Regions from separate parts of the Mus musculus genome. Here regions 1, 2, 3 and 4 are each linked to region 5. Evidence: chromatin loops called from intact Hi-C (ENCODE). Cell type or tissue: heart. All regions are shown on one strand. Links, peaks and the distances in the headings refer to the core of each region. The heading gives the core; the rest is flanking DNA.

Region 1 (6,604 bases), core at 822-5,821, 82 kb before region 5:
TTCTGGAAGGCCGTTTGACTGTATATTAGTTTAGCTAAGATACTCCCAAAACTATGACCTCACCACCCACAAGTTTTGTTAAAACAGATTTATACTTCCCAGCACAAATTTCCTCTTGTGGAGTCGGCCTTGAGTATAAGCACAGGACACTTGGTCACTCCCACAGCGCTGGTACCATCACTGCATGAACATATCTCAGTTTTTTGGGATGAATTCTTAAGCAGAGCCCAGAACTCCTCAAAGGGCTAGACACACTAGCTGTGCAGGAAGCTCCAGGAATCCACTGATTTCTGTCCCAACCTGCAACCTATCGCTGTAGATTATTAACAAGTTCCACTGTTCTACGTGTTTATTAAGGATCTGAATTGAAGTTCTCAGGTTTTGAGTGGCAGGCACTTTTACCAGTCACATCATCTCCGTACTCTTTTTCATTTATTAAACAGATTACTATAGATTTTGGCCAGATGCTTAACAAAAGTTTATTCTGTCTACACCTGCAGTTTCCTTATGGTATGACTTAATATCTTAGTCATGCTACCCTGTAAATAACTTTCTCATGGAATAATGCACAGTATAAAGTTGTAACACAGTTGAATCCGCCAGTACAAACTATTATTTTTTTTTTAAATATATACTTTTAAAATTTTTTTTTACTCTGGGTGCTGTATAGGTGATTCAGTTCTTGCTTAGCATGTATGAAACACAGAGTCCTCGGAACAACAGCAGGGACAGGAGCTAAAGAACTAAAACAAACGGAACTCCTACTTTAGAATACTGGCAATGGAGCATCTCCACAAGGATACTTGGGAAATTCCTTACTGTGACTCTTCTTTGGGTCTTAAAGTTGAATGCCTACAGACCCCTCCACTTTTTAAAGTTACTGCATCATTTTACCACCTAAAACCAAATAACAATAAAACATTTCCACATTTTAGTTTACTTTATTCAAACAAGATATGCTGTGAATTTTCTGAGAATGAAAGCAAAAATATAAATTAATACTTAAACTTTAAGTCTCATAGGCTGAGGAACATGCTCATGAACCAATATGGATTTATAAATATATATCCTTGCATGCAACTAGCTGATTAACAAAGAAGAAATTTACTAGCCAAAATAGTCTATCATTTAAGACAGATATAGGTACCTTAATTTTCTTTGCCAACTTATTTAATTTTGGTATAGGACCTGTTTACTTTAGCCCACATTCATCTAAGTTCCTTTCACTGGCTTACATAAGCTATTTTTAGCCAACCTTTTGACATTAAGACATAGGGAATTTAAAACAACAACTGGGTTCTTCAGACAGATGTGAGTTTGTCTTGACAGTTCACTAAGAAGCCAAACTTCACCAGACAGTCCAACTCTCAACCTGACAAATTCTGGTATTTCAAATACAAAAAGTCCAACGTTTAAACATTTCCTTTGTTAAAAAACAAAAACAAAACCAAAAACGATTGAGCATATTTAGGTCTTAGAGACACCACACACCCCAGCAGCTCACTCTCTTCCTTCACTTCATAATTTTAAAATGGGAAAACAAAACATAAGTGAATTTTAGCTATGATGGCTCAGGAAGAGTTGGAAGGACTACCAAACAGCACTCATTAAATAGCCCATTGTTCTTTTCATCTTAATATATTCAGTGAGGACAGTCAGCAGAGCCTGGTGAGAAACTGCACAAACAAAGCTTGTGCTTACTAAACAATGATGGGTATCTAAGGTCAGGTACCCTGAAATATTCAGTTAATGGCTCCACTCTTCATCCACATTTAACTATGAGTTGGGAGGTTGTCTCTGGGAAGAACAGGGAGTCGAGTACTGCAAGGGCAGGTTTCCTACGTAAACGTTATATTTTACTTGTCCTTGAGCAGTATGACCAACGGAGCCAGTAAAGGTTGGCATTGCCTGCTTAAGTATGTCCCGGTAGACTCTCCTGGCTATCCAAGGCTGCTCTCTGTGAACCATGTTCTCATAATGTAGGGATTCTTCTGCTTCTAAGTGATTTTGCTGCTTACATCCAGGAAAGGAAGTCTGCCAGGAATTCAAAACGTTAAAAAGCAAGAAAACTGCCCCTTCGTGTAGAGGAGTATTCCCAAAACTTGCGGGGATGGAAGAAACTCTGGAGGGGATTTTGAGCCTCTGTTAGGCTTCTCTGGGTGTCCTCTATTCTCCCAGAGTTACGTCTTCCTTCCCCAAAAGTGAAAGCTCTATTATTGAGAAGCCAGATGGTCATTTAATGACAGGAAACACCCCGCATCTCAAACCACTTCTGTCCTCCAAACATATTTTTGTGAAAGGCCTTTTGAGCTTTTAGGAAACCACGTGGAATGTGTCAACACAATTCTGCTGTATACTTCTGAGACCTAGCTAGGTTCCATATTGCTCTTCTTTTCCTCCCCAATATCCACTTTCCCCACTACGTGTATGGAAAAGTTATATGCTGTGTATTTTTAAAACTTGGAGAGGTGAAGGATCTAAGGATCCTTAGTTATTTCCTGCTGAGTAGTGTTCCTTTCCTGGCTTTAAACAAAACCCGGATGTTAAGTTGGACACACACACACACACACACACACACACACACACAGAGAGAGAGAGAGAGAGAGAGAGAGAGAGAGAGAGAGAGAGAGAGAGAGAGAGAGAGAGAGAGAGAGAACAAAAGTAAAACTTCTGTCTCCAGCCCAGCAGCTCCCCCGGGCGTGGCAAGAGTCCTGTGGCAGTCCAGCCCAGAGCTGCGACCTGGTCCTGTTCCTGCAGGGTCTGCAGCCTGCCCAGAGCAGCCAGGAGGATGTCCCATATTTAGGCAGACTGCCTGGCTACAGGGCTGCTGCGGCCTGGAGAAGCCGCCCTGAAGTTGGTTGGAGTCTGGGAAAGGCCATCGGGAGCAGGCTTGGGCAGGAAGCCGAGCCCCCGGGGAGCTGGGAGCTGCGGTTCCCGAGCCAGTCACGTCCTGCGCGCGGGGGGCGGTAGCCTGGGCCCGCGGGTATTTGGGGAAGCGTCCCAGTTCTAGGCGCTTCCAGTGGCTCCCTTGCACAAGTGACTTCTGGGCCCAGTTCTGGGGCAAAGATGCCTGCCCTTCACATCGAGGATCTGCCGGAAAAGGAAAAACTGAAGATGGAGGTTGAGCAACTTCGCAAAGAAGTCAAGTTGCAGAGACAACAGGTAAGGTGGCTGGCTATTTCAGAATTCACTCTCAGAAATGCGCCAAGGTCAGGATTACTGGATTAAACGATGAGGGGTAGGGGTGGGTGTCTTTTTCTGGGAGCTTCTCTTTAAGGGGGCTCCACCTTCTAGATGATGTGGGGGAATCGCAAAAGGTGAGAAGAGCCAGGAACTAATAAGGAATCTAAAGCCAAATGTTATCAAGACAGAGTCCCAAACAGGGGAGACAACCAATCCCTTAAAGGGCAGCTGGCTTCCATTCTGGAAAGGACGGTGTATGATAGAATGTTTCTAAAACCACATTGAAAATCTCCCAACAATTTTAGCTTTAATTTTGCAAAGATCCTGACTCCATTGGGACTTGAGAGCACTGCCTGAGTTTCTGTTATTTGCAAATTGTATGCAATTTCCATTTTGTCTTGGAAGTGTGTTAAATGATTAATAGACTTTACTGTATTGACTTATAGACACATAATTACATTTATACTGTATGGGATATGGCTGCAAAGTAAAATAAATAAATAAATAAATAAATAAATAAATAAATAAATAAATGCAGGGTGTGGTGGTGCATGCCTGTAATTTTCAATCACTTAGGAGGTGGAGGCAGGAGGGTTAGGAGTTCCAGGCCACCCTGGCCAGTCAATGAAAAAATACCCAGGAGTGTTCACTGAAACTCCATGGAAAACTTGGAATTTTTACTTCAATTCTTTGTTGATAGTAAGCGCCTTGATTACATTAATCTTCTTTTCCCACTCTGTCAAGCAACCAGTCGTTTAGAAAAAAAAAAAACTTTTGGATAGCTTGTTCAATTTGAAGAAAAGTAATTTTTTCCCCAGAGCAAGAAAAATTTGGACTGATATTATTATGACTTGTACTTTTTTACAGCCCAGTCATTTCCCTCTCCCAGTTGGTCCGCCCTCCCACAGAGTTCCACATCCCATCCTATCCCCCTATCTCTCCCACCTTCCCTCCCCAACGAAACCTCCCCACTCCCTGGGGTCTCAAGTCTCTTGCAGGTTAGGCACATCTTCTCTCACTGAGGCCAGATCAAGCAGTTCTCTGCTGTATATGAGTGGGGCAGGGATGGGGGGCTCATACCAGCTACTGTATGCTGCCTGGCTGGTGGCTCAGTGTCTGAAATCTCAGGGATCCCCACTAGTTGAGACTGCTGGGCTTCATATGGGGTTGCAGTCCTCCTCAGCTTCTTCCAGCCTTTCCCTATGGAGTGATGTTATTTTTAAGAGTTTGGGATTACTAGGGCTCAAACTCTGGGCACTGTGTATGTGGTCACACCTGAGCCACACCTCAGGCTCTTTGACATTAGCCTTCTGTTTCAATTATTTGAAAGAATGAAGAAATAGAAATGAAGCAAATTATATAAACAGGCTCCAAACACATTCATGATAAAGCTTAATACTCCTGAATTGTTTTTGGGAGGTGCTGGAAGTTTTTGAGTTTTACATTTTTATGAAATTTCCACTCTGATTTAGCCCGTTGCTTCATACAAATTCACACTCTTCCTCGATTTTGCAGTGGGATATTCTATTTTTCCTGTAACTTTAAGAAATCATGTGATTAGAGGAATAAGACAGCTGAGAGAACTAAGGGATAACATTATTTCTTGGAGGGGGCTGTTTTGACTGATGACAAACCCCAGAGTTTGGCCAGTCTCAGCCAGAGGGATTGCACATTAAACAGCATGGTGTATGGTGTGTGCTGAAATAATACTTAGCCTTTGCAAAGCTGGAAAGTCAGAGTATTTAGCATCATTGTGTAGAATTTACAGGGTATAGGAAAGGACAAGTTGCAAAGTCGACATCAGGCAGCATCCTGGGTGTGCCGATGTACAAGTCAAACATCCTTATTTACAGTTTCCAGGTCAGCCACCACAGCCCTGGGGTACACCCTACAGCACAGGTTTCCTAGAACATTCTTGGTGTTTGCTAGGACAAGAGAAAGATTTAGAGTGATTCTTCCAGGACACAAAGTGGATGGTGGATCTCCTTTCCATTCCCAAACTTTTTATTGTAGCTATGACATATAGACGATTATAATGATGCTGGGTAAGCACTGTGGTGCTTGGTTTTCACTCAATCCCTCACTTGAAAGAAGAAAAACCCCCTCAGTCCCAGAAGCGATAACCAGTTCCTCACTTAAAGCCACAGAGCATAAGGCAGGTACTTCAGTAGTCTTTTTCCCTGCACCCTTCCGGTCAGCCTGTCCATCCTTCGTTAACACCTGAACTCTGTGTTAACTCAGGCCAAGCAGACAAAGACGCAGGTTATATCTGCCTGCAGATAATTAATTATTCGTCAGGTGTATCCTCTCAATCACAGAAGGAGCAATTACCCACTTTTGGAGATTAGGGATCTTTTCAGAACCCCAATGAAAGAGCCTCTGCAGGAAGAGTGGGGACCCGGATCGGATCATACCGTACCGGGATCCGATCCGTCTGGGACCACAGACTCCGGATTTAAACACTCCCTTATTAGCACTGAGAACTCCCTTAGAACATACACACTAGAAATGCTAGCAGTAGTTAGATTTTTGGAAAGATAGTATTTATTATCATATTTTAATTCCTGTAACTGTTTGACCTAGTTTTCCATTTTGGATCAGTGGGTCCCACACGCGGCCGTGCAAACAGTACTTTAGGGTATGGGGAGGAAATAATGAAACGATAAGATTCCTATTTCTGTTTATTTTTGAATGCCACTTTTTAATTAGTAGTTTATTTTTCATAATTATGCAAAATGCGTTAACACTGTGCTATCTACACGTGCTTATTACTGGTGCATTTTGGAGATGCATATGTAAGCACATTTAGAGAGAGTCACTCAAAGGCTACTTTTCATCAGTCTCTAACTTTTACTTTAAACTTACCACTTGCAAAACAGACTGTTCTGAAGACACTCAGTCTCACTCTTCATTTCCAATTTAGTCTCTCTTTAAAAAAAAAATAAACCTGCAACTTGTCTCTTAAGGATAGAATTCTTAGAGAGACAATTCAATCCTGTCCCATGAGAAGAAAAGTTTAAGCAGATTCCCTAAATTCCAGAGTCTCAGTTTACCCTGCTAAGCCTCTAGGGAAGCTTTTAATATAATATTTGTTTACTCATCAGAGGGGTTTTGAGGCAAGACTCAGAGTGAGTTGGATAGGAAATTCTAACATCCCTGTCAGCCTTTCCCTGCTGCTTCTATGACTCTAGCTGTGACTCCATGGAATTCTGGAGTACGGCATGCCCCCTTGCATGAGACATGGGGTGTGGCACACCCTTAACACCTGGGAACTGCCTTATAGCTGCCTGGTATCCAGAGATTTTGAACGTGGTAGCTCTGTTATATTCGCGTCTTAGAGAGTAAGGAAATCATGGGACAAGTATGAATAGAAGATCATGGGTGAACTATTAATACAATGACTTTCAATTATTTGTTTCTT
Region 2 (6,604 bases), core at 570-5,569, 590 kb before region 5:
TCTTGATGTCAATGTTCCCAACTTGTTGAAGATGTGTCTAAAGGCAAAGACACTACTGTTGGGAAACCTGAGTTCTTTATACAGTTCAGTTGCTTTATAATGCTTCACACCTCAGAAATATGTCAAGGGCATCCTCAAGCCCAGGCAATGACTACAAGTTTCTCCACACCCTCTAAATTCTGCACACATACATATTCACTTCAATGTATTTACTTAGATATATACTTTCCTTCTCAGATCCTTGACTACAGCGAACAATCTTAGTCATTGACATCCAAGCATAATTCTCATTTTTCTTAACATGTTTCCCCAGAAATAAACCCCTGTGCTCTTTAGTCTATGTTGTCTGCTCCTTAGCCATTCCTTAAGAATTTCACACAAATTTTCATAACAGACTGCACAACATCCAATTGGAAAAAAAAAAACCCATAGGATTTAAATAGATACCCCACAAGCTCCTTCACTCCATTTAGATCATTCTTCATATTGATCAAATAAGATCATTCTTCATATTGTCCTTAAACTAAAAATGGCTTATTATGAGAGTTCCAGGATCCTTGGTAAGATGTGGGAAACGAAGACAGTATGGAGGGGTGCCCCTAGTATCAAATATATAGCATTTAAAGGACTTACGAATATTCCAGTATTTTCCACATTTTATATTAAAATGCCAACTTTTGTGACAGAAAGAAATAGTAGGTATTTTAATAAGGACTTAGATACAAGAACGATCCATTTTTGTGCTCTTTTCCCTGTTATTATATACATTCAAATTTTTGCATTATATGTGTGGTTTGTACAAGAACTGTTCACATTAACCATGCGCCCTCTAGTGGTTTGCTGGTAAATATAACTGTTTGTGACAGTACTGGTGAATCAGGAGTTGAACATTGAAATCATACAGGCAAATTTAACTTCAAGAGCTCCCAAAATGACAGAATTCCTAAAATAGTTCCAAAGAGTTTTCTAAGAAAAGGAAAATTCTCCCAGAAATATGGCATCACTTGGAGGCAGTGGCAGGGAGATCTCTGAGCTTGAAGCCAGCCTGAGCTATATAATGAGATCTCCTCTGGGGTTGGGAGGTGGGGTTGGGTTGTCTTAACACAGTATTTCATAGCACAGTTGATAATCTACCATCTGCTTCTGTAATAAAAAAAAAAAGGTCCCATATCCTCGACTGTTTACTCACCTTAGTTATATTTGCATTAAAATGAATGCACTAAAACCATTTCTGTGCATAACGATTACATTAATATAAGGAGTCACTGAAAGTGTGTGGGTGATGAGGGCAGGACTGCTTTCTGGTCTTGCCAATCACACATGGTTTACTGTTCATTTACATTATTGGGCTGGTTTTGTTGTACACAGTGAGCAAGCATCTACTACAAGCATTTCAAGCAGCTGTAATCTTTAATACAGACCCCTTCATATCTGTAGAATTATTTACACTAGGAGAATCAATTGGGGGAAATCCTCAAGATTACATGAATGGTTGTATCTAAGGTGAACTAACTTTGTAATTACATTGCTCCCAAAGAGAAGTGCATCTGCAGGAAAAGCCAGCCACTAGAGGAGGCAACTGCATAGGCGATTTCTGAGCTAGTGTCCAACCCTCCATACAGTCAAGTTTATGCTTTGCTTTTATAATAAAAACATTAGTTATTAGTTTTTATAATACGTTAAACTAATGTAGTTAAAAGGCACTGGTGTCCTGATTTAGGAGTCACTCCTCAGCATAATACCGGGAACCTTTAAGCATTTAAGTCATCAGTTTATACGTCTAACAATCTTAGGTAAGTATCTTAACTTCTCCATGCCTGTTTCACCATTTTTTAACATGAAGATGATGGTAACTCCAGAAGATGTTCATGCATACGAGCTTGCGGGTGTGTTTCTTGTGTTTTTCTTTCTTTCCTTTTCAATCTTTTTGTTTGTTTGTTTGCATGTTTTGTTTTCTAGAGGGAGAAAGAAAGAAGGTGCGTGGAAGCAAGTGTGGCGGTAGGGGCAGATCTAGGATGAGTTGGGGGAGGGGAGACCTGATCAGAACATATTGTATGAAAAATTGTAGTACAAAAACAAAACAAAACAAGGAAAAGATGCTCATGTAGATAAATGCATAAGGTCATACACATGAAGCCATTAACAAAATTTCTCCCAATTCGTAAGTTTTCATTGTTACCTATTGTTATTAGCTCTGGGTTTGCTGCCCCCCACAGCAAAGTTACCCCGTTACTTTCTCCTTTATACTACTAATAACAAGATCAGGGCTTTAAAGTGACAAGTGCCCTCATACTTACTGACATCTGCCTCGACTTGCCTTTGCTAAAGCAGGTAGAAAAATGATAGGTGGGGTAGACGAAATCCTTTGATTTTTCTAGAGCGTTTTCAGGAAATGCCAAGAATGAAGAAGAACCTACGGCTGGCCATCAGTATCTTAGGGGTCCTGCCTCCCACTTTCCTCAGGGCACACCCAGAGCCACTGGGAAATTCCTTGTCTTAAGTCACCTTTCCAAGTGCTCTTTATGGAGGTCAATCAGTCTCTTTCCTCGCCTCTCTAGCCCAGGTGTGCTTTCTCTTGCACTCCTAGAGGGCATCTTGTCAAAGTGGACTATCTACAGACGCTTCAGAGTTGTTTAGTTCAGTGGCCAGACTACCTAAGTCATAGGTATTCGCCTCGCCCAACGCTCTTCCAAGTCCAGGTAGTGGCTCTGGAACAGAAGGAGTCCCAGTTCATTGAAGCGACTGCTTCTTGGGAAATGTAGTACTGAAGTTGGCCTCCTCCTTTGATTGCAGCCGGAAAACTACATTTCCCGTCATGCTCGGGGAAAGGAAGGCTGACCCAGGCGGGCAGCTCCACGTGACGACTCACTATGGCTTCCCTGTGTTGTAGCCGGCTGTCTGGTGGGATTATGTGATTTGTTACTTCTCCGAGGCAGGGTAATTGTCTCTCGACTTCGACATGCAAAAAATCAAATCTCTCATGACCCGGCAGGTGAGTTCTGTTTTCTGAACTAAAGAGCTTCCCGCTCCCGGCTGTGAGAGGCGCCGAGACGCCCAGTTCCTTGGTGGCGGCGGGCGTAGGCTTAAGTTATAGTGGGTGGCGGGGCTCAGGGGTGTTGGGCAGCTAAGTAGTACACTGGAAATCTCAACTGAGCCTCCTAGATCCGACCTCGACTCCTTGAAAGAAGTGTCTTCCTACAAACATTTCGTTTAGACAAAGCCAATCAGGGAGCTGGGCTGTCTTTGTACCTTCTCCTTTGCTTTAGTTTCCTTTCCAGGACAGCCTTAGCTGCTTTGCAGCGTCCCCCTCGTCCTCACTGGTGGTCGTTTGCCAGTAGGTGCCCTGGAAAGTGAGGTGGGGTCTGTGCAGTAGAGAAAACTCGAAAGAGCAAGGGTGAAGGCAAAGGGCTGTTTGTAGCCAACATTGGTAGTGTTGTGGATTGGCAGTAACTCTCCAAACTTGTAGCTGTGTTTTTGGATTTAAACATGGGAATGACAATTCCTTTTCTATCCCCCTCCCATCTCAAAGTATCGCATTGTAAGTCACCAGTAAGCTAGTATATGTCAGCATTCTTTGTGTATTGCTACTTAAAAAATAAAATTCTGACAAAGAATTTTTTTTTTCAGAATGATAATTCAGGAATAAGACTGGTACTATATCTTGTCTCACATATGTTAGAGCTTCCTAATACTGTGTCTCAACTTCCTTCGAGGAGTTGAAGAAATGTATGTTTTTTTTAGGTATTTATTGATCATTTTATTTCAGAAACCTTTGTTTTGACTGTAGCATTTTTAGCTACTGAAACATAATTAGAATTTTTCTTTGTTTTAATAAGAAAGAAGTGCAATTTAGATGAGTTTTAAAATCATTGTGGCTTAGAAATGTTGGTAGAGTCCTTTCTTTAAAGCTTCACTTATAATTTCTTTTTCTTAACAAGAGAACAGAAGACTTCTTGTCCTGCTTGAGGATTCAAAGTGTCAGCAGTAGTGGGACAGACACTTGTAATTTCTTATAGACAGTACGTACGTGATCCTTGCATAATGCTTTTCTTTTTCTTGATTTGAGTCGAGAAACTAGGAAAAAATTTTCTATGAATAATAAAACAAACAAGCAGGGGGCAGAGGCACTTAGCAGCCTTTCACGTTGTTGGACACTGGCGCTGTGCGTCTTGCTGCTTCTTACTTGAGAATAGGTTTGGAGGCTGCTCCATCCTGAGGTGAGAGGAGAGGGAGCAGACACTCAGGAGCCCCTCAGATTTGGATGACTACATTCTGGTTTTGCGTTCTGTCTCCTTGGTCTTGCCTGTTAAGCAGCATAGTCCATTGTCTGCCATACAGCTTATAAATACCTTGGGCTGCTGCATTTGGGTTTTTTCTTCCTAAGGTTGGTGCTCTCCTTAAATTCCAAAGAATTCCAGAGAACTGGTGATAATATATCCATAATGTTTGTAAATGTAATGCTGACTCTGCAGAAAGTGTGAATTCTTAAGCCTCACACAGTTTACTGAATTATAGTAGGTTATATCTGTAGTTAGTTGGAGAAAAAAAATCTTTAGAACGTATACAAGAAACTACTGTATAAATAATAGTAATGTAAAGTTAACAGGTTTATGCAAATGTGTGGCCCTAATTATATATGTTTAAAGCTCAATTTATACATATATTATTATTGTGCTGTTGATGTATATTAAAGAGATGAAATTCTGATTTATGAAAATTTAATTTTATTTGGGTTCTCTCTCTCTCTCTCTCTCTCTCTCTCTCTGTCTCTCTGTCTCTGTGGCTCGATTGCTCACCATTTTGATTGTTCTTTGCAGAACGTTCACAGGGATGGGTGCCCTTAGTTAGCTGGCCTTATGTAGATGAGACCTGTGACTCATCGTTCCTCACTATGCTGGCTTCTGTTCATTCAGTTTTGTCAAACTGAATTGAGTGTTGTGGGCCAGGCACTATTCCAGCAGATTTGGGAGAGGCAACAATGAATAGAATAGACAGTGAGTGCTAAGGAAGACTTGGTGAGGGAAATGTTTCAGGGAAATGTTTGAGGAGAAGGAAATAAGGAGGCCTGGAAGGCTTGGTAATTTAAGTTCAATTATATCTGTAGATATGGGCTGGTCCTAGAAAGCTTCAGTGCAAAAATAATACAAAGGCCTGAGAGAAGTGAGTGGGTGAACTGGATTAGTGGATAACAGCAGAAGAACAAATTCAGGAACTATTACGGTCCACTGTAGGCAGACTACAGGGAATAAAGGAAATGGCCTTAGGAGATGATGTTAGGACGTAGGCAGGAAGCAGGTGACACTGAACTTTACAGGTCAGAGCATGCCTTGACTTTTGTTCTGAGTGGCCATTTTGGCCCGTTTTAGTAATATACTTAAGAAGGGAGAAAAAAAGAATAGAGACTCCAGAGACTGCTGCAGTGATCCCGGTGGTAGAGAGAATGGGCCTTCACCAGGATGCTAGTGGTGGACATGCACGGAGGCTGCGCCATTGTGGACCTGATGTAAATTCCCTCCTGTGTTGTGTAAAGAGTCAAGGGTGGCCCAATTTGGTTTAGCTCCTGTAGTTAGAAGAATAGATTTATCACTTTGTGATATGGAGAACCCTGGAGGAGCAGTGATTTCAGGGAAGAGGGTTTTAGACGGTTTTATATGAAGGCTGCTTAGATATTTAAGTAGAGACTTTGACAAATGGGTCCGAGTTTATGGGCAGGAATCTGAGGCATAGATAAACCTTCAGGAATTACAAGTCTATTGCAGCCAAACACAGATAGACTGGCAGACAGCATTGGCTGAAGTGAAGTGGAATGGCAGTAGATATATGAAAAGTCCAAACTGCTCTTTCCATTTAATATTAAGAGATGGATTTTGCAGAGCAGACTATGAAGGATCTGTCAGTGACGTATGAAGTCTGTAGCAGCCTGATGCTTAATAAATACTTACTGAATGAATACGGATAAAGAAGAAAGCATAAGAAAAGCAAGGATTTAAAATATGCTGTAGATCCGTCAGGTAGGACTTGAGTGAGAGTCAGCTTTGGGACTGAGCAGCCCAGGAGCCATGGGGACCTGGGAACAGCCCACTCTCCCTTCCTATCTCTCTCCTTCCATCCCTTCCTCTTTTCCCTTTCTCTTTCTCCCTCTCCTTAAAATTTTTCTTGTTTTTGTAGTTTATATTATATAAATTTATTTAATTTTTATTTGTATGTTTTCCCTGCATTCACTTCTCTGACATGATCCCCTGGAACTGTAGTCACAGACAGTAAGAGCTGCACTTGGGTACTGGGAGTTAAACCCAGGTCCTCGAGTGCTCTTAACTGTTGAGCCCTCTCTCCAGCCCAGACAACAACACTTCTTATGAAGTGGTGGGGAAGAAATTCTGGCTAGGTTGGGCTCAAGTCAACTATGTTGGGGAGAGAGATGAAGAGAAATTATAAAGACTCAAGTCTTTCTAAGATGAGAAGGGACAAATAGCTGCAAAGGTCATTTTGTCCTAATAGGACAAAATTACTAATTTCATAAAAGGAGCAAAAGGTTCATTATAGCTGTACTCGAAGTATCTTTATTGTTGATTGATTTGGACTGGAGAAATGGCTCAGCCATTTA
Region 3 (6,604 bases), core at 679-5,678, 170 kb before region 5:
AGCAGCCATTCGTGTACTTTTGAGGCAGAGGCAGTCAGATGATGAAGCTCCATGCCAGAGATTCCATTTCAAAATCGAATTAATTAAAGATCATATAAAAGTATAGAAAATCAGAACAAAAGACCAGGGAGTACTTGGCTCAATTTCATGATTTTAAAAATGCCTTTTAACTTTTCTTTCAACACCCATATGTGATGATTGGACGCCTTTCTCCAGAACTGGCCTATTATGTCTTAGGCCATGTCATAGCCGTCATCTCAGGGTCAGCTACAATAACTCTGCAACAAAATAATCTGGTGTGGAAGCCCGAGGGATACTTAGGGGCAGTGTCATGGGCACTTCAGAAGGCCTGGTGCAATGGCTGCAAGATTAACCTAGGAGGGAAAACAGCTTTCAAACAATCAACACCAACCTCTGCTGACATTAGAACCCAACATCTTCTACAGTGAAGTCCCAAACCTTTTCTATGCTCCAGTGCTTCCTCCCTCAGAAGTGTAACTTTTTCTAATAATCTGCCCTTGCTTATGCTAATGTCCGTGTATCTGTTTCCAGTCCCTTGTTCTGGAACATAGTGGTCTAGAACCCTTTATAGTTATCCACTGGATCCAGTAGCCACTCATATTAAAACTACTGTGTAATAACTTTCCTTACAAGTATTTAGGCAACAGTAATACAAATACAGTGTATATAAGTGTGTATATTTTCAGTTACTTGGATTCAGTTTGAAAGTCATAAATACATAAATAAAACAGGAATTATTTTCTCTTAGCAGCAATGCCTCTGTCATGAAAATTTTATTATTGGTCAGCTTCACTAAAATGTGTGTTTTAGCTTCTTTTGGGGATATTTTCTTCAACTACATTTCTCTCCCCCCCCCCAACTACATTTCTATGCTATCTAAATTTTTATTTCTTTTCTTCCACATTATCATCTTTTATCACAAAACTTATAATTCAGCTATCTTTTAGGGACTGTGAAAGGCTTTGACATCTAGGTGACTGTATAAAGACACTTTAGGGACCAGATCCCCTGAATAAAGCGTTGTGGTAGCATCTTGCTCTGGTTTGAATGCAATTAAACTGTCAAAGCTGGGAACTATTTGCAAGATTATGTCTGAGGAATTCTAAAACAATATTGGTTATTGTAGATTTAAGCATTGTCAAGTTGGAATTTCTTTGGAATTCTATCTCAAGAAATCTACAATCAACTACTTTATGTGTTTTTCTGTCAAATCAGTTTTCAAATCCATTCAGGATGAAGACACTTGAATACACCAACAACCACATATAATTCAAGTGAAATGCAATACATGGTATAGAATTTACCTAGGATATTTAATCTAATATTAAAAACTTCTAATAAGTAAAATACTGTATAGCCCTCAGTTTATAAAGGTGTGTGTGTGTGCACACACATGCATGCAGATGTGCACAAAGTACATTTCAACAGTCATAAAGATAGTATACTTGGAGTTCAATCCATAAAAAAATCATTTAAATCCCACACGTCCATTTCATATACTTCTGTATATCTTTCCAAATAAAGCCAAAGGGGTTTTTTAAATATTATTTGTAGACTGTACCTACATTATATTATGTTTTACTTTGAATTCGGGTATAATGCAAATCTATTGCTGAAGAAAACTGCAGTGATTTTGAGTGTGGCAGAGATTTTCTTTCATACCTCTGGTGTGAGAAAACTCAAGAGTTAGTGTGCTAGATGTTGACACAAAACTCCCACAATGTTTATGGTCTATGAGTTCATGCCCATGAAATTTGGGGATCAAAGAGAGTTATGTTTTTCTTATAATTATTTTATTTTGTTTTTTAAAGAGTTTTAATTTTTATGTGTATGTGTGTGCATATGTGCAATGGAGTTGAGTACCCTTGGAAGACATTCCTAGGGTGAATAGGAAGTATCTGTAAAAGGAGAAATAAGGAGAAAGTGGACCTCCACTCTGGTCTGAGAACTGAAGACATTTGAGCTATGTTCCTTCTCAGTACCTGTGACCTTTGGCAAGGATGCAATTACGAATGTGGAACATCTCTAGTTTTGAACCAAGGAAAAGCCATTTGTTCTTGGGATTCTCTGCCTTAAGACTGTCTGGCTAGTTTTTATTTCCTGTTCTCACCATCAGTTTACCTACTTAAATAAATATCTGAAATCTTTCAAATCACACCTAGAAGTTAAATTAAAATAGAGGTTAGGGCAAGTAATAAGCAGAAAAGGATCAGGGACAAAGTTAGCAATAGAACAGAGTGCAGCAGGGTTCCATTCCAGAGATGATCCCAATGAAGAGGAAACAAAGAAGACAGTCCAAGGTCAATCAGACAACTTGGCTTCCAGACAATGATTGGTCCGTTAAGTATGGGAAGTATGTACTCCAGGCACACCATTCTTGGGAAATGTGCTTCTGGGAAGAGAACACCTTGGAAAGAGAGGCCTTCTTTGGAGGCACGCTGACAAGAGGTGAAAATGCAACTATGGACAGAAAGGTTCCAAGAAAAAAAGTATCCTCAAAGATGCCTTATGAGAGGAAGAAAAGAGAGGAAAGCACAACGCTCACTAGAGGTCTTGTACTTTGTTGTAGAAACAGAAGAGGGAGCCAGTGAAGTAAACATTTAGTAAATATTAGGAGGCAATGTTGTAAACGCTACAACTCTTTACAAGCCTCCTCCGCTTAGAATCATCTGTTGTCATTCGTACAGTTCATCCCACAGACAATGTCATGAGTGGATTAAGAAAGAACAATTCTCAGAATGCAGTTAAAGGGTCTTTGAAGAACATGGGAAACAGTGGAGGAGAAAACACAAGTCACAAACTCATATTCTAAGAATGAACTCTTCTGAAACCTCACTCTTCCCATGAATTGTTCATAGTTGGATAAGAAGCACCTCCGTGTCTTTAGGACTCTAAGACCTGGTTTAAGACTTAAAACTCTCTACTCTTAAGTTGTTGGCTGTGGAGTTTGAGCCAGCCTAGAAGAAATGCCAACAATCTTCAGAGAACTGTAACAGAATTTAGTATATATGTAGTAACATTCCCCATGTATGAGGTACAATTCGAGCTGATTTGACATATAGGGAATTATATTTCAGGTTATGATTGATGCATTAAGTCAAAGGCAACATAGATTTTGCAATATTTTTTAAGGACTAAAAACCTATTGTAATATGCTCAAAAGGATTTTTATGAGAACTTTATGACTGAGAATGTAAAATATTTTACCAAAAGTAGAAAGTATAAGAAGCAGAAAGAGGCATTTTATAAATATAATATGCACATTTTTGTGCTCTAAATAGTTATAAGAAAAATATTTTTAAAATGAAAATAATAAAATGATGGAATTGAGTACAATTCAAAGAAATTAATAAAAGAAAAGGTAGAGGGGGGAGAAGTATCTAAAAGTTATCAGGGACATTTGTAGAAAAATGCAGTTAGTCCTTGTAGAGCTGAGATAATAGAACAAAAATAATTGAAGATATAATGGTGGAAAATCTTTGAGTTTGATGAAAGGCATAAATTTACAAATATAAAAATACAAAGCAGTAAGTAGGAATAGAGATATAGATATGACCATTCCTAAAGACATGGCAAACAATTTGCTAAACAGAAATAAAGAAGAAAACATTCTGTAGAGAAATTTATTTGAATGACTATATATTTCTCATAAACATAATTAGAGCTAGAAAACAGTGGATCAATATCCTTAAAGTGCTGAAAAAGAAATAAAACTGACCCTAAATTTCCAAACCTCAGTAACCAATATGGATTAGACTTTCCTAGATAAAATATGACAAAAAGAGGTTTTATCTAGTAACCCTTCACAGACATGAGAGTATTTTTTAAGTATAAAAGGAAACTATACCAGATTAAACAAAAAAAGAAACAAACAAATCTCCATGAAAAGAATTTACACTAGAAATAGCAGTTTATTCATTCTAAAAGAATGTGTTTTTTCTTAATTTGCTAGTAAATGTACGTATTAAATTATATTCTCTGAAAAATGTGATTAAATTATATATTAATAGCAATATATAACTTGAATAATCGGAAAATATTTAAACATTAACACATTTTAATAACCTATGAGTTTTATCTAGAAATATTAGAAAGTATTTTTATTTTAACAATAGTAGGACTGCAACTTATCACAATCTGTGATATGCACCTAGAAAGCCAAAAATACCTGTCAATCATGTCTTTAAATCCTAATAAATAAAACTGTCGAATTTTATGCACTACTTGTATCTCTCATGAAGAGAAGAACAGCATCTGACTCAAAGATTTCATACCAATGGGTTTTGTCTCTATTTCTGTTGTCAGGATATGCAATCAAATTAGTAACATTTATAAAACATTTTTTATTAAAAGCTTTGAAATGCTCAAGGGCATACTTTTACTTTTTCCACATTTGCAGTGTGCTTAGAAAACAGCTAGGAATGAAATATAAAGATAAACATGGTTCTGGGACTGAAAGACTATGGAAGTCAGTTGGGAAACAGATAAGAAAGTCAGCAGTATGCCTGAAAATTGAGCCAGGGTGTTAATGTTCTTTCATTTTTTTCTCCCATTTTTCTTTTCTTCTCTTTCCAGTAGAGATACTAGAGATGAAAAACCAAACCAACAACAACAACAACAACAAACATGAGGAAGTCCTCACTAATAATAAAGGCAAAGTAAAAGAAAGAATAATCGGTGTTGAAGCAAACTGAGGAAACGTTCTGTAACTTCTAATAACTCTTGAACTTGATCAGAAAACAAAGTTTGGAGACTAAACAATAGATAATAAATAAATAAATAAATAAATAAATAAATAAATAAATAAATATAAATAAATAGCAGGTCACTGAAAATTTGAGGAGATAATGTAAAAATTCCATGATCCAACAAAAGTCTAAACAGTATATCAGAATCTGAGTCATAGAGCAAAGCTAGTTTTAAAAACTAAAAGTAGAATTGTCATAGAGTCTGCTATACCACTCCTGAGCATGTGTCCAGTGCTTCCTACAGAGATAATTGCACATCTATGTTTATTGATGATCCATTGACAATATCCAGTGAATGGAATTAATACACCAGTTTATTGATGAATGGGTAATGAAAATCTGGTATATGCACACAGTGGAATATTACTCAACTGTTAGGAGGAATGAAATCACGGAATTTGCAGGTAAATGAATGACACTGGAAAAGGATATATAGTGAAGTCACTTAGGTCCCAAAAATAAATGTCACATGCTGTTACATTACACACACACACACACACACAAACACACACACACACACACACCACACACACACAGGGCATATATTTGAGAGAGAGTTGAAACTGGTGTGGAGGGAGAGGTTGGACTTGCACAGAGAAGATATGGGAGGGTTTGGAAGGACGTAAAGGAAGAGGAGACATACTATAATTATATTTCAATTAAGTAAAAATTATTAAGGAAAACAGCCCAGCAAAGAAGGACGATTCCTCTTGCCCCAGCCTAGTGGAGGAACTACTGACAGTTGATGACTGCTGAGGGAGAAAGAATCACTTTTCTTAGGCTAAAATGGCCATTGGTAGATTGCCCATGCTTCATTGGATGACCATACACACGGAGACATATGCACAGTACTAATGGAGCCTAGAGATTCATTGGCTGTATCTACAGGGACTCAGTGTTCTGCCTTTTTACAAGTACTAGGTCACTAAGAAGAAAACACAGTCCAGCAGCCATACTTGCGTTTGATATGTGAATGAAGAAAATATCTAATAAAAAAAAAAGAATGTCCCAAAAAGAAGAGAAACTAAAGAGTAACATCAATGAAATTATAGAGAGATGGGAAAACATATATCATACAAATAATAACTTTTTTGTTCTAAACATGTTTTCTATAATAGGTCATACCATGTTTTAGGATTTGTGGGTAATACACTGTCATTAGTAATTATTTAAATCTGTCTCTGTTCCTGTCTTTGTAGTATGAAAGCAGCTATTGATAATGAATTGAATGACTACATTCTGAAAATGTTGTATTCATAAAAATCAGCCTTGTTTGGTTACACTTTCCCAATCTTTGGTACAGCTGGAATGCTCATTTTTTTCATTATTTGAGAAAATCAGAAAATTCACTGGGATATTAAAGATTGTAGGGAAATGAAACATGAACATTAATAAGGAGATTAAATTACCATATAATCTTTTCATATTATTAAATAAAAATGAATTTGTATGTGAAAGTTTCAACTAAGAATTTTAGTAATTAAAATACAGTGTTAATCCTTAAAATGGGAGGAGAAAGACCACCGGCCCAAGGTCATCTTGCCTAATTAACTAAAGCAAACAACTAATTAAAGCAAGCTGTTTTACTTGTGTACTCAGGCTGCCTCCTCAACCCGCAGGTGAAGTTTGAGAGGTCAGCACCGGGTGTGAGGAAGACAAGCTTGTTATAGCTTAGGGGTAGTGGTCTTCCAAATAAAAATTGCAGTTTGGTAGGCAAAATAAGTGGAGTTAAAGGAGTAGAATATAAAAAGTTGCTTAAAATAGATACCTTCTGAACAAAGGTAGGGCTACAAGATTGTCATTAGAGCTTTTTGAAATGAAGACATGATTGCAAG
Region 4 (6,604 bases), core at 510-5,509, 120 kb before region 5:
AAATAATGCCTTCTAAACCTGTGTATTTACATACTTTTCAATGTAAAGAGTCATTAAGCCTCCAACTAGACATCCTAAAATGGGCTTAAGTTTCAGTACATGGCATACTTTGACATTCTTGGGCGAGTGCCATCACCTGAAACATTTACATGCATTCAGTACTTGATTATTCAGTACTCAACACAGTACAGCAACACAGCTCTACCAAACTCTTGGCCAAAGAGGAGGTCCTGATTTAATTATTTTAAATCTGTGTGTCTCTGCTACAAGAACAGAATACTTTTTGTGATATAATTACCAAAAAAAAAAAGAAAAAAAGAAAAAAAAAAGAAAAAAAAAACAGAAACAATACTTGGGAGCCACAGCTTTTCACATTTCAGGGTTTTCCAAATTCTGGAACATCTGCATATGTGCAATGAAATATCTTGCAGATGGGGTGCTAGGATTCAGTTCTAAATAAGAATTTCATAGTGCTTCGTATCCCCCCTCTATGCAGGATTTGAAGATAATGTAACTCAATAATATTAGTGCACCTGCTCTTTTACTGTTATCCATCAGCTGAGGTCAAGTGTGAAAACCTTCATTTTGGAAACAAGGCCAGTGCTAGAAAATTTCTGATCTCCAGTTTTTACATTACAGAGTTTCTAATTAGAGATGCTCAATTGATGTTCTCCAGGAACAAGAGAAAACGTAGCAACTTTTTGCTAATAGCCTTGTCACAGTCCAAACTTGAGAGCTTTGCACATCATTAACCTTCAGCTTGTACCCACACATGGAAGCACATAATAAGGACATAATGCTTCCTACAGGGCAGAAGCTGTTAAAGTCAACACACACACACACGAGAGAGAGAGAGAGAGACAGACAGACAGACAGACAGACAGACAGACAGACATGCAGTCACACAGGTACACACATAATTGTATAATCACCAGCATACAAACAATATTAATTTCAAATCAAATTATTGATCTTCATATAAAAATTTTAAAGGAAGACTTGAAATAGAAGTGCCACAATTAAAGTACTTACTATGTTTCCGTGGTTCACACAAGCCCTTACATGTAGCTTCCTCAGAGAATACATTTATAGTCCTGCTACACAGACCAGGCCTAAGGGGCTCACATGTCATGGTATTCAGGTTGAAGAAAAACCGTATATTGGGCTTATCACATGGATATGTTTTTAGCTCTGATCGACAAACTGGAGGAACTTCTGGGGGACAGGAAAGCAATAAAACACGTTATTCAAAGTAATCTTTCAGTTTTATGAAAAAGAGCAATAAGTCAGTGAGGAGTTGGGGCAAGAAGAATAAACCTTGTTCACTTTCAATAAGAATGTCAATGGGCCTCTCTTTGACTAGGCCATCTGATACATATGCAGCTAGAGTCACGAGCTCCGGGGGGTACTGGTTAGTTCATATTGTTGTTCCACCTATAGGATTGCAGATCCCTTTAGCTCCTTGGATACTTTCTCTATCTAGGTCCTCCATTGGGGACCCTGTGATCCATCCAATAGCTGACTGTGAGCATCCACTTCTGTGTTTGCCAGGCCCTGGCATAGTCTCACAAGAGACAGCTATATCAGGGTCCTTTCAGCAAAATCTTGCTAGTGTATGCAATGGTGTCAGCGTTTGGAAGCTGATTATGGGATGGATCCCTTGGTATGGCAGTCTCTAGATGGTCCACCCTTTCATCTCAGCTCCAAACTTTGTCTCTGTAACTCCTTCCATGGGTGTTTTGTTCCCAATTCTAAGAAGGGGCAAAGGGTCCACACTTTGGTCTTCATTCTTCTTGAGTTTCTGTGTTTAGCAAATTGTATCTTATATCTTGGGTATTCTAAGTTTCTGGGCTAATATCCACTTATCAGTGAGTACATATCATGTGAGTTTTTTGTGATTGGGGTCGTGCAAACTTTATATGCCTCAGTACAGGGGAACGTCAGGGCCAAGAAGTGGGAGTGGGTGGGTGGGGGAACGGAGGGGGGAGGGTATGGGGGACTTTTGGGATAGCATTGGAAATGTAAATGAAGAAAATGCCTAATTAAAAAAAGAAAAAAAAATAAGGACATATGCTCCACTATGCAAAAAAAAAAAAAAAAAAAAAAAAAAAAAAAAAAAAAAAGAATGTCAGTGGGCATAGCAACTATGGTAGTCATCAGGGGAGGTCTTCCAAAAGTGAATAGTACTATCATATGACCCAATTCTATCAAAGTCAAAGGTGTAGATAAAGCGTCCTGAGTGTACACATCACAGAAACATCTGCATATGCTTCTTTCTCCCCGTACTGAAGAGCTGAAGAACAGAGACACCCTAGTTGTCTAGTAACAGATGGATTTTAAAATAAATGTGGCTGAATTACGATGGAATATTTTTCAGATGAAGGTAAGGATGAAGTCACAATGTTTCTATGGAAATGCAAAACATGCAACACTCAGAAAGACAAACAGCACACATATCCTCCCGTAAACACTCTAACTTGAAGAGTATGTATGATGGAAGTATGTATGATGGCAGGTGGACGAGTGAAGCTTGGGAGGAAATAGATGTGGGAAGAGGGGCAAAGAGTGTACAGAGCACATGTGCCATGAGAACTGGAGATGTGACTACTTGGGGATAAGGGCCAGCAAAATGGGACAGAGGATGAGGAAGGTTCAGAGGGAAGGCAAGAACAAATAGTGGTATGTATGTATGAATGTATGTATGTATGTATGTATGTATGTATGTATGTGTGCATGTAGGAATGAGCCTAATAAAGCCCGGCATTTTGTATGCTAATCCAAGAAACTAATAAGATGCTAATAAAAGCCAAAGCAGCCTTCTTAGTAGTACTTTCAAAACATTACCATCATTTCTGAAACTACTGGGGGACGATAACCTTATTTCATACTGGAATAGTGAACTCCAAAAGTTCGCCCGCTCATCTGAAGGTAAGCTTTTGATAGACAGAGTGAGCAGGTTTGACTTGATTGTGATACAGGTTTCAAGTTCCGTAGAAGACCCTGTTATTCCCACCAATACATATTTCTTCCTGGCTGAGTTCCTTGGTGACCAAAGCCCCACACCATCCTTAATTGACCATCCATGTATAAAATGACAAAGTAAAAGAAAACAGACTCTTGTGAAGCCTGGCTGTCTATACCTCTACACTAACCCAAGTGTAAGTTAACAAAAGTAAAGTCAGATAGTGAGCTAAATCACACTTCAAAAAATAAGAACCAATAAAAAAATATTCTCTATGGACGGGTAATCGACAAGAGGCAACAGTGGTCTCAAAGACGTATTTCTGCAACTAATGTCCTGTCTGATGCGGAAGAGCACTCCTGTTTTCCCCTTGCATTTATTGTGACTTGAGAAGGGCTCATTGTATCTTTCCCAGACAGAGGTGCAATGGAATCTGGTAGTGAGATAAACTCTGTTAGTGGTTGTAGATTGGGAGTTCTTTTGGAGAAGCTTCAAAGCAATCATGTGGGAGGTGGGCATAAACTCTGGCCCGCCCCTTTTGTGCCGAGGCCGGTTATGTTCTGTCACCCCCAAACACTTACTCTCGATACTTCCGCAAGTCTGTTGGCAGAGGTCCCGACTGTGGAAATTGTTGGCATTGCCCAAGCAGCCTCCATAGTTGAATCTGCGGCACTTTTGCTGGTCTCTGTCATAGTAGAACTTGGGGATGAGGGCCTGACAAGGTCCTGCGTCCAAGGGCAAGAGGCAGATCTCTAAATTATTCCCTGTAAGAGGTCAGAAGGAACGAAACGAGGGAGGCGGTCAGATTTGGTGCCTAGCAGGGACTGGAAGATCTGACTCGAGTTCACCACAGAAGTTTCTGAACCAACTAGGGCACGACTTCCCCTCGGTGGCGGCAGGGACCTAAAGACAAGGAAGCGGATGCGGCAAGGGGGATCCTGGGCAGATACCTTGGGCAGACACTGAAGTGAGACCAAGAACGGAGCCCACCAGGAGCAGCGGCAAATTCCACAGTTGCAGGGGCATAGCAGGGTCCATAGTGTTGGGTGGTGCTGTGGTTCTCTGGACGCCTGGAGGGAGGAGAGTGCTAGTCGCCTGCTAGAAGAGCAGCCTTTAAGCCACCCCTGGACCCCCGACGGGGCGGAGCGCATAACGTGGCTGATTCACGCCTTAGGCAGAGCTCATCCCGCCCCCGCGTTCAGTGTGTTCCAAGAGGAATTTCCTGGGAATTGAGAAGTTGAGCCTGATTCCCAACGTTTTGCTTGCAGCCAAGGGGTGATGCCTGTGGAGTGCATGTGTGTCAGTGATGATGGGAAGTGGGCTAGCCAGAGGGAAATTACGGTGGAGGATTGCTCAACGCACCAGTTGCCAATTTGCACCTTCACCTAAAAGAAACCTGAATCCCAGAGCAGGAGTTGGAGAGAGAGAGGGAAACGACAGATCCACTGTTCTTATGGACTCTTGATCATCCCAATGGACTCTGAGATCAGAAATCTATTCCAAACGGATTCCGCTCAGTAGAATTTTTAGGGTAATGCTGATGGAATCTCCCTATAAAAAGTCAACACCATAATCAAGAATCGCAGCACAGTTTTTTCCTTTCTTTTCTGATTTTCCTTTTTTCTTTTGAGACAGTCCCGTGGATTCTAGGCTGGCTTTGAATTTGTTATGTAGTCAAGGATGACCTTGAAATTTTATCCTCCTGCCTTCACCTCCTCCTGGTTGTTGAAGAACTAGAGTTTCCATCATTGCAAAGGTTTCCTTTGAGATACAAGCCTGTACTAAGGCAGGGCAGCTGATTTCTGTGCCCATACAGAAGCTTTGGCCATTCTTAAATTTCATATGCATGAGATTCTAAATGAAGTACTCTTTAGGTTTATATTTTTGTTAGTTTTTTTAAATTTAGTTTTATTTATTTACTAATTATTTATTTGTTGATATTGCTTTTTGGAACAAGATCTAATGTAGGCCAGGCTGACTTCCAATTGGCTGTGTAGCGAAGGATAAACATTAACAAACGACTGCTGCCCCTTACTCTACCACCTCCTAAATGCTGATACTAGAAGCCCATGTCATGCTGACTGCCTGAGGATTTGTGATTTTTCTCAACTACTTTTTTGGTAATATGCCTATGTTGTGTTGTCAGTAGTTCAAATTTGAAATCCAACATACAAATACCACAGAGTCTCTAGCTTATACGTATGAATGAAGGTGTGGAATGTAACTTTTATGATTCCTGCATAAGGGAGTATAAGAAGCTGCCACATGGTTATCTGGGATGGTTTTCCATCCTGAGAGCAATGATGATCTTTGCAAATGGAACATAAAAGTCCAGAGAGATCTGCCTGGCAAATGGTCAGCCCCTTCCCACATATCCTAGTCAGCACAGCTAATAAAGTCCAGTACTCTCCTGATATAGATTAGATTATGGCCAACCTTTTGTTTACATGGCATCAAAATCAACATTTAAATTTTACATAAGAATTTTAGGGAAAATCGAGGGGAACTTTAAAGGACTCTCTTGATAAACATGTCTTTACTTCTTTCTTATTTCCTCTTGTTTATCTGACATTCTTTTAATGAGTAACTATCCCTGATTTTTCCTGAAAATACTAGGAATTTAAAGAAGATCTCTTTCAAGCTTCTGGAAGATTCTGAAGAGTACAGCAGACTGGTTCCCAGTAGTCCAGTACTCTGGGTAGGTTTGTGCATAACAACGTGCCCTGTTTTCAGGTCAAAGGGTAGAGTCAGATGACTTTGGAGACTAGCCTGGTCTAAAAGTGCGGCTAGCATTACTAGATAGCAACGATAAAGGACAGTCAGAGCCCTGAAAGCTTAACCACCAACTGGGTGGGGGAGATGAGGAGAAAGAATGCGCGAGAGGCAGTTGTCTCCCTGATTTACAGGTGCCATACTTTGAAGGTGGCCAGTTTCCAGCCAGGCCTTAAGCTTCATCTAATGAAAAGTTGGGCAGAGGTGAACATTATCCATGAGCCAGAGCCAGCTTAGCGTAGAAATCACTGAGATAGCCAGCAGATTCTAGAAGACAATCAACTTCCTCCCACATTCTAGGGAGAACGGGATTGGGTCCTCCTAGTCCTTTCCATGCAGTATCAGAGAAGGGGAATTTTCGAGATATTTCACCAGGTCATGTTCAGAAGAAAAGGTAGTTCCAAATTTACATATTTACGTATCCCCTTCTGGAATGCAATGACATATATCTCCAAATCGAACTAAGATAGATTTCAAAGACAGGTACCGAATGGGAGTTTTACCTCAATGCTGAAGATTGTTATTTCATGGCCCTATTTTGAACTAGTGGACATGTTTTAGCCTGCTGCTTCTGGCATAAATAATGAGCCTTTTGAAAGGGGGCAGCTTTTTTTTTTTTTTTTTTTTTTTTTTTTTTAATGGAAGGTGGCTGCTTTGCTAAGGAGATAGACTTGGAAAAATCAGAGATTAGAACTTTATTTCTCATTCTCTTAAACGCTCCAAACCTCAAAGACTAATTCAGTAAGAAAGTTCACTGCTGGGCCGCGATGTGTGATGCAGGTTAGACAGAAAGGGTCTGAGTGCAGGAAGAGGTTGTCAACTTCTTACACAGAGACCATTCACATCAGACCTAGCCAGGATCCCATTGAC
Region 5 (6,604 bases), core at 1,025-6,024:
AGTTCACTCATCTTCCAACCAATGTTTGAGACACTACCATATGTCTAATCTATTTTTACTTTTACAGAACTTGCGCTCTTGGAGATGATGTGGAAGATAGAAGAATCCATTACTGTCTACTACAGTACTTGGCAATTGCAGGGAAACAACAGGTACAGTGAGCATTAGGCAACAAATTCATACAGAAATGCTTGGGCACTGAGGGCACTTCACCAAGCGTTAATAACCCGATGGCATCATTTTCTTTGTAAAGGAAGAAAACAAGCTGCAGAGTAAAGAAAAGTGATCCCTTAGAATAAACAATCATGAAAGAATGGAGACCCAAACCATCCCATATTACCAAGAGAATAAATTAAACATGGCCGCGGCAGGATACTGAATTGGCTTCTGCCCTCCTAGATATGAGATTCTCAACAGAACGACTCCTTGGTCTCAGTCAGCCGTTGAGAGGCCACCCTGTTGGATGGCTCTAGAACTGAAAGCTTTAATATTGGGACCGCAGAAGAACAAAGCGCACCAACTTTAATGTAGTGGAAGTGACAAAAGTGTGTAGTATGTATTAAAGGGACAAGATTGTCCATGGCTGGAAGCAGATTCTCTAATAACCTAGGAAGATAGAAGAAAGGGATACCCTTAAAGCTAGAGGATACCGTAGGCTCAAACAGCAAATGCAGTAGCAATGATAGTAAGAACAATCATAGTGACAACCGAGAGAGTGGGTAGCAGTAAGTCTAGTAGCTGAAGAATGGTTACGTGTGAATAAGAAACTCTTTCAAAGCACAGCACAATTTAATTTTATTGAAGTAGCAAAACTCTTGAATTTTTATAGCTCTGACTATATAACATCAAAACTGACCTCTACACTGAAGTATAAAAGCAAAAACTAAATGTGTTCATTTATCATCCTAGATCTCCATAAACATACAGGTACACACACACCCTACAACAATACTTAAGTAAATACTTATAAATGAACTAAAAAGGACATTTTTCCTTTACTGTAAACCAATTTTGTCAACAGCAGAATGTCTTTTGCTTCTCTGGCCTCTTGCACCTAATGAGCACTTTCTATGTACCAGACGCCTATATTTCTCCGTTTACCACAAAAGCCATAACAAAATGTTAAATATTTCAAAGAGAGGGGACAGTTGCACACTTGCTGGCTGGCATGGTCTCTCTCTTTCTCCACACATATTTTCAAACAGATTAAAAGCTGGAGGACAGGGCATAGTTGTTTTTCGCAGCTCACCAACTAAAATCAACACTTAAAATAATCTCTGCAAACTCTTAACAAGATTTAAGATCTTCAACTTGTTTAATGTGACTAAGTAATTCTGGATTGGATAGTTAATCACTGGACAACTTCATTAACTAATTTGTCCAAAATTAATGGCTATTTTGATTTATTTCTTTTGTTTTGACTCTCTAGCCTATCTTATACTTAATTTCAGAGTTCTTCTACTTTGTTCTTTTAAAGCAAAATGTTCCTTTTTTTGATCCAGAAATTTTAATGCAGTTGCAAATTTGATCTTTCTTCACATCATCTTCCACCCCCAAACAGAAAAACAAAACAAAACCAACTAAGGTAAAATAAAATACTACAATTGCTATTCCAACTGAGATCCAATTTTTCAGTGAGAATTAATTACTACTATGATGAACTGTAGAAAGGCGAGTCTTGAAGGTCATTTCCAGCTGATGCCATCTGAAAAGTGCTACTTCCTTGAAGCAGGCCAATTCATTTAACAGCTCCTGTGTAAGGTGGCAGGTTTTACATACAAATGCTTATCAGACTCACTATTATTTCAAATTTCAAATTCAGGTCAGCACACAATGATACTTTTAGGTCTTCATAATTCAACACCAATTTAAGTGATAAGCATACTTAAACAAATAATTACCCCTCTTCTTCACTGCACTTCAAAAAGACTTAGGAGGGGACTCTTGCCTGCTGATTCTAATTTAATTGAAAATCTAATTTAACATCTTTCTGAGTAATTGTAACATACAATACAAGTCAGAGATAGAAACCTACTGTCAAATCCCTGACCTGCACGTATTAAAAACAGTACAGCACAAACAAAATTCCAATAGGCCAGTGGCCTACTGATGAATGTAAAGTCCTTGAATAGTCAGATCGTTCGGGTGCCTCAGGGTCCTAGCTTCACTCAGAGTGACTTCATCACCACAACCTCTTGTATACATCATTCATAACTACCCTGAATCTTGTTTGGCCATCTTCTCATCTGGGACTTACTTCTCCCAACCCTCACAGTCACCAGCATCCTTCAGGTTCTCCGGCTCCAGGAAGCCCACCGTGAGCCATGGATTATTAAGCCCCCACTGCATTTACTATCCGATGAACTTAACCTGTACTGGGATGAAGTTACCACCTTGGATCGTACTTTGTCATCTGCTTCCGCAGCAATTTATCTTCTGCTCCACAGTAACCCTGAAAGCTTTGGGAAGCACATGGTGCGTCACAATAAATGTCTGCTGTTATTAGTGTTGGAAAAATGTAGGCATATATGACTAATCATGTTTGAAAATAGTTCTTTAGGTTATTTGAGATGAACTAATTTCTTTCAATGACTGAAAGGATTCATAAAACTAAATTTACAACTTCTTCACATGCAACTACTTATTGACAACCCTGTCAATCTATATTACTGACACCATTCAAGGCCCTTATTTTTCAGTGGTTTTAAAGTCCACACATTCTATTCCTATAACCAACCTTATTGAAACTACTACCATGTCTCTGCACTGTCATGAATATTGTGTTCCTTCTTACATAATCAAAACCCATAACAAGCCGTGAATTATGAGTTGCAAAAGAGGCTTTAGTTTTCATACCTAACTTTAAGTGTTTGTCCATTCACTGGCTTTAACACCTCAAATTTTTAAAAACTATTTTTTTTTTTACTATTCCAATGTCTGCCAGAACAGCAACATCCTTTTTAATATTTCACACATTTTTTTCAAGCATTCTGCCCTTCCTTCTTTAAGACATGGCTAATAGAGAAAGAACTTCAGTTATTACTAAGCTATTCCTTCCCCTGACCCATTTAAGTCATCAAAACCAACATCTACTGCCTTAGCAGTGGGACAAGGTCTAGGTCAGAAGTGTTCCAAGTAACTCGCCTTTGACCCAGACCTTTCATAACAGGCACTTTAACAATAAGGACACGTAAATTCACCTTTGTAACTCACGGTTATCAAACTAACGCATCATTATTAGTGGGCTTAAAGCTTACTACTCCCCAAATGTCATTTCTTAAAAAAAAAAAAAAAAAGTTAAGATCCAGAATGAGTAAAGCAAAGGAAACAGCAAGGCTTGGGAAATTGGGTTACTCCCCAAACTAGCACATAGAAAAAGAAAAACTTATGCTAACCAATTCACCGCTCTGTGCAACCTAGCATATAGGTTTAAACTTTTGTCTAAATACAACTTCAGGAAACCGTTCGGAACTAGGACACAGGAAGAGAACCTTCTCCAAAGAACCCAAATAACTCGCTTTTGAACACCAAAGTCATTGACAGAGGGCCGGTAGTCTCCTCCCACAACCCTGCTCCCGACTCAGCAGGTCCTAGGGTCCCCAAACTTCGAACCTCAGCACTGTTCTTACCCAGGCCTGCACGCCTCATCCTGCCAGGAGAGGGAAAGGCGGGCAAGGAGGAGTGAGTAGGAAAGGGCCAGGGTCACCCGACCTCGGCTTCAGTCCCAGGGCTCCTAAGAGCAACAACTTTTTGCCTCAGAGCGCCACGACATCAGTAAAGTCTAAACACCGCGCCGGTTTATGTCGTCACTCGGACACATATAGGCGTCCTGAAATGCGATTACTAGTTGCATTCTGGGAAATGTAGTTTTCCGTCTTCTGGGGCACTGGGTAAGAGGGGCGTGGTAGGAACAATGCCTGGAATGGGCGGGGCTTCCGGAAGGGCAGCGACAGCTGCTGGGGCTCTAGTCCTGTTATTCTGGGTCATTACTTAATCCAGAACTTTTAGTATGGCACTTTTTGATGTTAGTGCCAACTTTAACCTGGGAGAGTTACCCCTCCCTAGCCGGGATGATGGTTGACTCTTTCATGATTTTCCCTTGCACTCCCGCTCACCCAAAGTCAGAGGTGAGAAAGTCAGTGCAAACTTTGTTCAAACAGAGTCTCATCTTACTGTCTGAGCCTCTTAGCAGGAAAGGAAAATCAATCCTCTTCCTTCCTGATCCTGCCCAGTGGAATAGTTAAAAAAAAATATATATATATATACACATATATATATATATATATATATGTGTGTGTGTGTGTGTGTGTGTGTGTGTGTGTGTGTGTGTGTATGTATGTATGTATGTATGTATCCTTGCAGTAGAACTTCCGGGTAGGGAAGTGGGGAGTCTCAGCTTCCTAACGCATTTGATCTAAGTCTGGAAAGAACTGTGATATTTAGCTTTTAAACACTCCACCCTACTTAGAGCTTTTAAAACGTACACACAAATACCTCATACTTGTTTCCATGGAGCATGTAGCCATCCTCTGCTACATATGCAGCAAGTACCCTTAGCTGCTGAACCACCTCACTACACACATTATACTTCATAATAGAAACACATTGCACTAACACTCTGCCCTCAGCTTACTGTGGTTTGATGGCTGAAAGAAAGAGTCTAAGTTCCGCCTTCTTTGCTTCTATTGCTATGTGATAATTTTCAATTCAACTAATACAGAATGTGAGATGAGTATGGGGATATAACAAAGATCCTTGATGATTTTATCACAAGTTCTTATTCAAGTACAACATGTGACTATGGGAACTATAAGTGTTCATACTCGAGCATAAACATGCCATCTTCACCTTGTAGCTTTTAATATCTTGCAAAATTTGATGAGTCAGAGGGCTATCAGAATCCAGAGCATATTAATGAAGAACAATAAAAACACTTATTACAAATATATCATTTGCACATGAGCATGTTATATTATGCCATTAGACTTCATTTGCATGATACAAGATCAAAGACAAAAATTATTAAGAGTTTCAGAACAATGAGGCACACCAAACAAGTGTGGGGGTTTGAGCAAGGGCACAGGGTCACTACATTGGCTGCATAACCATAAACTTGCATTTGTCTTAGGAAACATTTTTTGATTATTCAAGGTCATAATTCATAGAAGAAGAGGAAAGAAATGGGAATATATGAATGAGATTGATGTGACAGAAAGATATAGGTAGATAGGGATAAGGAGGTTGGTATAGATTTATACACAGAGAGACAGAGATAGGTAGAGAGGGATAAAGTGGGTTGATGTACATATATATGCATCAAGGCTGAGTAAAGTGGACCATTTCAAATAACAGTGATGTTGAGAGGAGAGGAAGTTGGGTAGTTTGTAGCTATGATATCTCAAGGGAAAGGAAAGAAAGGACAGAATTTTATGAGGCACATTCCTTCCAAACTACCAACAAAGCAGGTTTGTATATAGAATAAGTGGCTTCTATAGTTAATGATACATATATGAATGAAATTCTTGTGATAAAATAAGTCCAGGTAGTAAAACATGGCCTTCAAGATATGCATGACCTTAGGAGACCCAAGGGATGTGTGGGATGTTGGAGGGTAGCACTGCTGCTGTCTACTCTGCCGACATGCTTCTCTCTTCCATTGCTTCAGGCGCATCACTAAATCCTGGTTCTTTTTAATTCCAGCAATCATTAGAGGCACATGATGAAGCTAAATTTCAAAATGGACACTCTGGCACCTTAATAATTGTATTTAATTAGTAACTTAAATTGATTTTAAATTTTAAAATTTGTTGACATTTGTAAAACACCATTTTAGATTAATAGAGTTAGATTTCATTTTCATGGTATTTGCTTTAGAAGGCCATATTTCCTACCACTCACCATCAATTTGCTCAAATTCGTAGTCATTTTAATAGTGTTTGTTATTAAATGTGTTGAGTGATCATCCTGATAGATTCAAAATGCCAAGAGAAACTTAAAGCCTACAGCTTGTTTCTTTTCCTATCCATGGATCGAACACGGTGACAGACACGTAATAAGCATCAGCATACCTTGTGGCTTTTTAAACAATGGTGGAGATTAGTTTTCTATACTTAAGAGACAAAAAATATTTTCAAGAAGGTTCTTCAGAGGTTGTTGAAATATGCCCACTAGTTTTATTTATAAAACTGATATGCAAATGTGGACTTGAGGAAATACTGACAACAAAATGCACACATGCATTTAAAATGCAATTCCCTCCCCTCCCTCTGTGCTATCTTCTACCTCCATTCTCTGCTGCTAGTTTTCTGTAGTGGATATCTATCTTTCCAGTTATACATACATGGTGATCTTTTAACTCTTGATTTCCAGAATAGAGCATGGCTGTGTCACCTGTGTACCCAAGCAATGTCATCTCAGTTTGTCTGAGTTTATGGAAGTATTCTGTAACTAGAACCCAAAAGATCCAGCTTCATTACCTTGTCAATCACACAGGCAGCTGAAAAGGTCTATTTCTTCTGTATCAATATTCACCTCAATGCATTCTTGGCTTTAGTTGCTTTGGAATCGTCAGTAATATTAAAATTATTTAATAACTCTTCCAAGA

The links. A loop is a pair of places that touch in the nucleus more often than their neighbours do. Peaks named below come from ENCODE experiments on the same cell type or tissue, not always from the same donor. Only the 100,000 strongest peaks of a DNase experiment are listed, where the experiment ranks them.
Region 1: a loop joins it to region 5, with 3 times the contacts of the local background. A loop is called at or near these places in 6 of 42 quality-filtered maps.
Region 2: it touches region 5 in a loop (12-fold over the local background); 11 of 42 quality-filtered maps call a loop at or near these places.
Region 3: a loop joins it to region 5, with 3 times the contacts of the local background. A loop is called at or near these places in 3 of 42 quality-filtered maps.
Region 4: a loop joins it to region 5, with 6 times the contacts of the local background. A loop is called at or near these places in 2 of 42 quality-filtered maps.

Annotation. Positions count from the first base shown.
Region 1 is chr6:4,001,250-4,007,853 of GRCm38, forward strand. It overlaps Gng11 (guanine nucleotide binding protein (G protein), gamma 11), which reads left to right and starts at 2,738. Exons shown (of 2, transcript NM_025331.2): 1 at 2,738-3,162. The coding sequence starts at 3,067. In heart, for the core only: no CTCF peak of the experiment used is centred there; a DNase peak (open chromatin) is centred at 2,872; H3K4me3 peaks cover 2,267 bases; H3K27ac peaks cover 2,345 bases.
Region 2 is chr6:3,495,564-3,502,167 of GRCm38, forward strand. Vps50 (VPS50 EARP/GARPII complex subunit) reads left to right here and starts at 2,830. Exons shown (of 28, transcript NM_024260.5): 1 at 2,830-2,992. The coding sequence starts at 2,960. It also overlaps a transcript of Hepacam2 not described here. In heart, for the core only: CTCF peaks have their summits at 833 (motif pointing left) and 2,739; a DNase peak (open chromatin) is centred at 2,808; H3K4me3 peaks cover 1,532 bases; H3K27ac peaks cover 943 bases.
Region 3 is chr6:3,908,882-3,915,485 of GRCm38, forward strand. No RefSeq gene overlaps it. Among named protein-coding and RNA genes, the nearest start is that of Tfpi2, 77 kb to the right of the region's middle. In heart, for the core only: a CTCF peak has its summit at 2,590 (motif pointing right); no DNase peak of the experiment used is centred there.
Region 4 is chr6:3,964,325-3,970,928 of GRCm38, forward strand. It overlaps Tfpi2 (tissue factor pathway inhibitor 2), which reads right to left. Exons shown (of 6, transcript NM_001381907.1): 3 at 3,544-3,726; 4 at 1,033-1,215. Among named protein-coding and RNA genes, the nearest start is that of Tfpi2, 21 kb to the right of the region's middle. In heart, for the core only: no CTCF peak of the experiment used is centred there; DNase peaks (open chromatin) are centred at 3,577, 3,807 and 4,117; H3K4me3 peaks cover 1,084 bases; H3K27ac peaks cover 642 bases.
Region 5 is chr6:4,083,148-4,089,751 of GRCm38, forward strand. Bet1 (Bet1 golgi vesicular membrane trafficking protein) reads right to left here and starts at 3,783. Exons shown (of 4, transcript NM_009748.3): 1 at 3,630-3,783. The coding sequence starts at 3,648. In heart, for the core only: CTCF peaks have their summits at 3,662 and 3,890; a DNase peak (open chromatin) is centred at 3,864; H3K4me3 peaks cover 1,279 bases; H3K27ac peaks cover 1,016 bases.